Regions from separate parts of the Mus musculus genome. Here region 1 is linked to region 2. A link is a loop called in an ENCODE intact Hi-C map of the cell type or tissue named here. Cell type or tissue: gastrocnemius. All regions are shown on one strand. Links, peaks and the distances in the headings refer to the core of each region. The heading gives the core; the rest is flanking DNA. Region 1 overlaps Frmd4b (FERM domain containing 4B). Region 2 overlaps Frmd4b (FERM domain containing 4B).

What was found. Peaks named below come from ENCODE experiments on the same cell type or tissue, not always from the same donor. Only the 100,000 strongest peaks of a DNase experiment are listed, where the experiment ranks them.
Region 1: a loop joins it to region 2, with 2.9 times the contacts of the local background. A loop is called at or near these places in 8 of 42 quality-filtered maps.

What each region holds. Positions count from the first base shown.
Region 1 is chr6:97,484,785-97,487,708 of GRCm38, forward strand. It overlaps Frmd4b (FERM domain containing 4B), which reads right to left. Exons shown (of 23, transcript NM_001346637.1): 1 at 2,809-2,924. Among named protein-coding and RNA genes, the nearest start is that of Frmd4b, 1.6 kb to the right of the region's middle. In gastrocnemius, for the core only: no CTCF peak of the experiment used is centred there; DNase peaks (open chromatin) are centred at 1,345 and 1,476; H3K4me3 peaks cover 2,001 bases; H3K27ac peaks cover 2,434 bases.
Region 2 is chr6:97,419,213-97,422,136 of GRCm38, forward strand. Frmd4b (FERM domain containing 4B) reads right to left here. Exons shown (of 23, transcript NM_001346637.1): 3 at 2,350-2,444. Among named protein-coding and RNA genes, the nearest start is that of Frmd4b, 67 kb to the right of the region's middle. In gastrocnemius, for the core only: a CTCF peak has its summit at 1,047 (motif pointing right); a DNase peak (open chromatin) is centred at 1,041; H3K27ac peaks cover 356 bases.

The DNA.
Region 1 (2,924 bases), core at 143-2,642, 66 kb after region 2:
CATTATCCCAGTAAGTGAGCATAACCCGGGCTGGGAAATGAGCACCAGGTCCCCTTCTAACTGCCTCTCATGTTTACTCTACATGGAGAGTTGTAAGCTGTGTGGTTGTCACCTCTTCTTACTCTGTTGCTAGTTTTGAGTTGGACCTCTTACCATTAAAGAAAAAAAAATCCTAGATGATAGAACAGATACTATTTACTGGATGCGTCCTAAGCTCTCGGCAGTGTGCTAAATGTTCTACGTGTCACTTAACTCTTACTAATCTCTTTAATTAGTGCTGTTCTAGTCTTCACCTGACAGAGGATGGAGGGAAGCATAGGAAGGCTAATTGCTCTACGGTCAGACACAAGAAGAGCCTGGATTCATCCCTCCTGTATCTCAGGGGCGGAGGGTAGAAAGCATTCTCTCTACTGCTTCACGGTCAATATAATCTGCGCTGCCATTTTACTGCAAAGCACTTGAAAAAAAACCATTTTTTAATGATCTTTCTAAGATAGCAATGAAGCTCAGAGGTAGAGTCTTCACCCTAGAATCACCAAGGCCCTAGGTTTCGTGCATGCAACTGCCCAAACAAACAAACAAACAAACATCTTCACAAACGATCAAGCAATCTAGGTCTGTGGCTCACCCTGGGATACTATAGTTCTCCTAGGGTGGAAATTGTCTTTTTTGTTTTGTTTTGTTTTGCTTTGCTTTTTAAATCTTAGTTCTCCATAGGACAGGAGCCTTTAATGTAAATGTCATATTTTTTCTCTGCTTATGACAATACTTATAAAGCCATCATTATTTGCCTGCTCTTATTGACCGGGAGGATGAGAGGAGCTCAGTTAACACCCGTCTTACAGGGGAGAACAAAATATTTGAGCAGCTTACCCTTTCAAACTGCTGTTGTGTTTAAGATGAATGATTGATGATTCGTGCTATATATTTGTAATTTCAGTGCTTGGGAGGCAAGGACAGGGAGATCCATGGTGCTTGCTGACCAACCAGCCTCATCTAACTAGCAAGCCCCAGGCTAATGATAGCCCCTGTCTCAAAACTAAGGTGGACAGTATTGCTGAGGAGTGACCCTACTGGCCACACGTATGTGTGCACATGTACCACATGCCTGCATATGTGTGTGCACCCACACGATCATGAGCACGTACACACAAAACATTTTCAAAATTAAAAAGAGTAACTACTGGCCGATCAGCTAGAGAAGCCAAAGACTCTCCGGTTTTTGGAATCGTCATCTCCGAATTGCTCAGTAACAGCATTAGCAGTAAGCCATAAATCCACAGAATCCGTGGGGAGTCTGGGCATGGAGCCTGTCTGATTGGCTACAGTATTTGTGCTTTCCTTTTGAAAGTTCCTCAATATTTAAAAAGAAAAGGCGGCCCTACGTGATGGGGCTGGGGTGGGTGTGTTTACTCCCAACCAAAGTGAGCAGAGACTTCCCAAGAGAGAAAAGGACTGAAAGATAGACACACGTCTGGCTCCAAAAAGCCAGGAGTGCAGTTTCTGGTGGCCAGATGGGCTATGGGCACAGCTCCCTAATGCTCTCAAGCCCCATCGGGCCTCCAGGGCTCTCAGTCAGTGAGCCTTGCTAAGTCTATTTCAAACATATTACAGATATGTTAGGCAAACCAGGAACACTGAAACCACAGGTTAAAATGTGTGTGTGTGTGTGTGTGTGTGTGTGTGTGTGTGTGTATAAACAAGAATAGCAAGGGAACATTCATTCCTGAGAACTCTTGTAGTCTGTCCTTAGTTGGCTTTTATTCTATCTGGTTGATGGAAGACTATGACTTTTCAAAAATCAAAGCTAGAGTCGCATATGGGACACTCTATGACAGATATAGTTCAGCCCTATTAGGAATAGGGTCAGGTTATGTGTAAGGAATTCAGAGAACTGTAACAAACTATCCCCAGGAAAGAAGCCCAGGTATGAATCTTCATAATTCAACAATGCAGTTTTTATTCTTTTATCTTAAAGGTATCCATCTCCCAGTCAGAGTACTTTTATATCCATTTACTACTGTTCACAAAAATCCAGGCAAGTTGCAATCCCAGAGAGGATGAATGGTCTCCTCATTGGGCAAAGTTGCTGCAGATTTTGCCTGCAAGATGGGGCCAGCCAGCAAAGCAATAAAGAGGCTGTGTTGTGCGACAGATTAAATCCAAGTGTAAGCATTCCAGCGCTCAGCCAAGCCACCCTTCCCTTCCCTAGCCTGTCAGCCTCCCACAAAGTGCTCCCAATCCGCCGCTGTCCTTCCGTCCCAAAGCCAGGCAACACAGAATCAGCTTTTCCTGGCTGTGCCCTGGAAGCAGGGGCTGCCTGGTGGAAAAGTGCAATAAAATCAAGAAGGAAGAAGACAAATTCACTAAGACATGCTCTGACAGCAAGCAATGACGGGAAATCATAGCTTCCGAAATGGCCACCTCCAATGAAATGAAATGAAATAAAACAGAAATAATCCTCTCAACCTCAAAGTCGCTTTCCACAAACGACGTGTTGCAAAGGCTATAAGCCCCTTTACTAGTGCCAGCAGGAACCTCCATCACGTTATAATATATGTTTGCTTGGGGTGGGGTGGGGGAGCGGATAACTCCCAAGTGCCCCCATGCCCAACTGAAAAAAAAAAATTATCAAGCCACAGTTAGCTAGAGCTGCTGAGGGCTTGACCCAAGCGCTAAGCTCCCCGCGAGGAGTTGAAAACAAAGATATGGGAAGCCTGAGGTTATGAAATCATACAGGTGGACCGGTCCTCAGTTGAGCGCCGGGCATCCCCGCAATGGCCCCAGGGCGCCAGCTCCTGGGCTCACCTGGTACACATCCCGCAGCCCGCACCACGTCCGCAGCACCTGGTGGCAAGCCCGCAGCCTCTCGGTGTACCATCTCCGCAGCGTGGACACGGTCAAGTTCCACACGAAGCGGCTGC
Region 2 (2,924 bases), core at 108-2,607:
GAACTAAATGATCTAAAGTGGGGTAGGAGCCCCTAGTAGATATTCAAAAGCAACAAGGGGATGTAGCAAGCCCCTAGAATAATAATAGCCACAATAGTCTCTCAAATGGCATTTGCTGTGTGAGGACTATTGTTATGCACAGGATATAGGTATGAAACCGGAGTGGTAGAGATGTCCAATGTGGTTGTCAGATCACACAGCTTCAGGACTCTGTGATATCTTCCCCATCTCGCTCTTAGCCAAATCTTGGACCTCTTTCCTTCCTGCTTTCTGCACATCAGCCACAGTGGCTTTCCCTACATCCCTTAAAACAGAAACTAAGTCAAGCATGGTGGCACATACATATAACCCCAGGACTGAGGGTAGTGTAGGAGGGTCAGGAGTTCAAAGTCTGCCTGGAGTATTTGAGGTCCTGTCCCAAACCAACCATCATCATATTAAAACAAAACACAAAAGTCAAACTGGGCTCCATCTTTGAATAATTTGGCTTTTGTTTTTAGAGCCAGTTCTTGGTGTTCGATGCAAGCTGTCTTCCAGACATCATCCTGGCCCACTCTGTCTAAAATTGGCCCCACCAGCTTTCCTTAATGTGTCATCTCACACGATCCCAGTGCATTCAGAGTTTCTGGTATTTTCTTATCATCTCTTTGCTTGTTAAAGTAGATCACGGCATTGCAATAGCAACTCTTCCAGGCAGAGATCTTAACTACATTGCTCACAGCTGAATCCCAGGGATCTAGCATACCATCTGGTAGCTGTAGACGCCCAGGAGACATTCATTACAGAAATGCATTATTCTAGTCTTCAGACTTTTAGCGCCATCTCAATATGGTCTCCTGAATGACAGTGCTCATGGCAATTTCAGTTCATAGCATATCATCCAGCTACTATGTGTTCATGTCCATGCGTCTTACATGCTTTCATTCACACATGCATTCTGCCCACGTGTGTAAGGCAGTCGAACCACTGACTCATGTGAACTTCTTGAGGCCTTCTGGCTAAGTACTGGTGGAAAAATATCAGACACACACATTTCCCATTTCATCCAGCAGAGGGCAGACCATCAAGTACTTCACCAGCTATTGAGTGAACATATATTTGGGCAACTCTGAGTAAGAGGACAATGCCACTGCATTTCCCCCCTGCTTTGGGTAAATCATCTTCAATAAACATTCTGAGTCAGGCTCTATGTTTTTCTGGGGCTTGTACATCTCTACACAAGCATCCTGTACATCTGGGGTTAGCAGCTAGAGTTGACGGTTTTGTTTAGACTTCCTAGAGGCTCTGAGCTAGGAAGCATTACAGGATAGAAGGTGTTAAAAACAAATTAATTCCTTCTTGAGGTTATTTTCCACCTGGTTTCACGGGACAACTGAAAAAAAAAAACCGCTTAAACAGAGAAAGTTATGCAAAGAACGTTGTGGTTGGCCAGCATATTTTGTGTCTGGAACACATGTTCTTGGACTTTAGTATTTAAGGGACTTTGCAAAAACATCTTCAGAAAAGGGAAGGATTCCTCTCATAATATATCAGAACAAATTAGGTGATATAAAACAGACAGGGATACACACACATACACACACTCCAATGTGTTAACATGAGGAATGAAGATATATGGGAAAAGAAAAACAAAACCAAACAAAATACCTCTGAGGAAACGTGAATGAGCCTTAGATTGTGGAAAAATTAATTCAATATTCAAATATATATATGCATATACATATATATATATACACATACACATACATATACACATATACATATAATACATACACACACATATATACATATGTATGTATATATATATGAAGGTAAGTCACAAACTGAGTTTTAAACTGCATAACAATGAACACCAAAACATTAAATTAGCTTCATGGTACTCATGAAGAATGAGTTAAGTGTTTCCATTACTGACATATGGAGCGAATTGGAGAACATTACCACTCATTCAAAAAGACACGTAACATAGTCTACAAACTCATTAACACGCATTTCTAAACACAATTTGAGGTTTGTTTGTTTGTTTGACTATCCAGCTTCCCAGCCCTGGCTGCCTGGAGCTCATTATGTAGACCAGTATGGCCTAGAACTTGCATCTACCATCCTGCCTCTACTGCCTGAGTGCTGAGATGACCAGCATTTGCCACCAAGCCTGACAATATTTGCAAGACTTAAATGCTCTGCGCTCCTTTGCTTCTTCCTTTATGACATTTGTAGGGAAAAATTTTCCACATGGAGAAACTCATAAGTAGACAGGATATAAATTCTTTCTCCTTGTTGCCAACCACAAGAATCAGCAAGTGCATAGTCCAGGCAGAAGGCAAAGATGTGAAGAAACCAAACACTCACGTGTCGTCTATAAACGTTATTCCAAAGTACTCCTTCTCTTTCAGGTTGAAATGCGACGCCACGAGGTCCAGCAGCTCTCTTGATAAAAGCTTGGGCTGTCAAAACACAAATCTGATCAGCACCGGTTTGCCTGCCTGTCTCTCCCATCGATAGCACCTTCTTCTGCCCTAAGCAGTCAAAAGCAGCCTTTGTTTGCTTCTGTGATTTTTAATTACCCTTTTTTGAGCCGTCACTAAGTTTGGAGCATCCACCTAGAGAAGGAACTATCTATGAGCTTTGGGGGTACTATGGGCCTTGGGGAGGGGGAGGAAGTGTGGTTTGGAATCTGCCAGAATGTCCAGCTGATGACTGATGCTGGCCTTGCAGGGACTGGGGAAAACGAACACCACTGGACGGCAGCCTGAGTGGCTCCCTTCTCAACTCTGAGCCTCACAGCTCATAATGATGGTCTCAAGTATGGACGTATGCAGTTGGTGGAGACAAAATGGGGGGAGAAAGACAAGACAGGGAAGCCAGGAAGAAAGGGAGGAAAAAGACAGTAAGAGACGAGGGGCAGGGCCAGAAAGAAAGCAGGG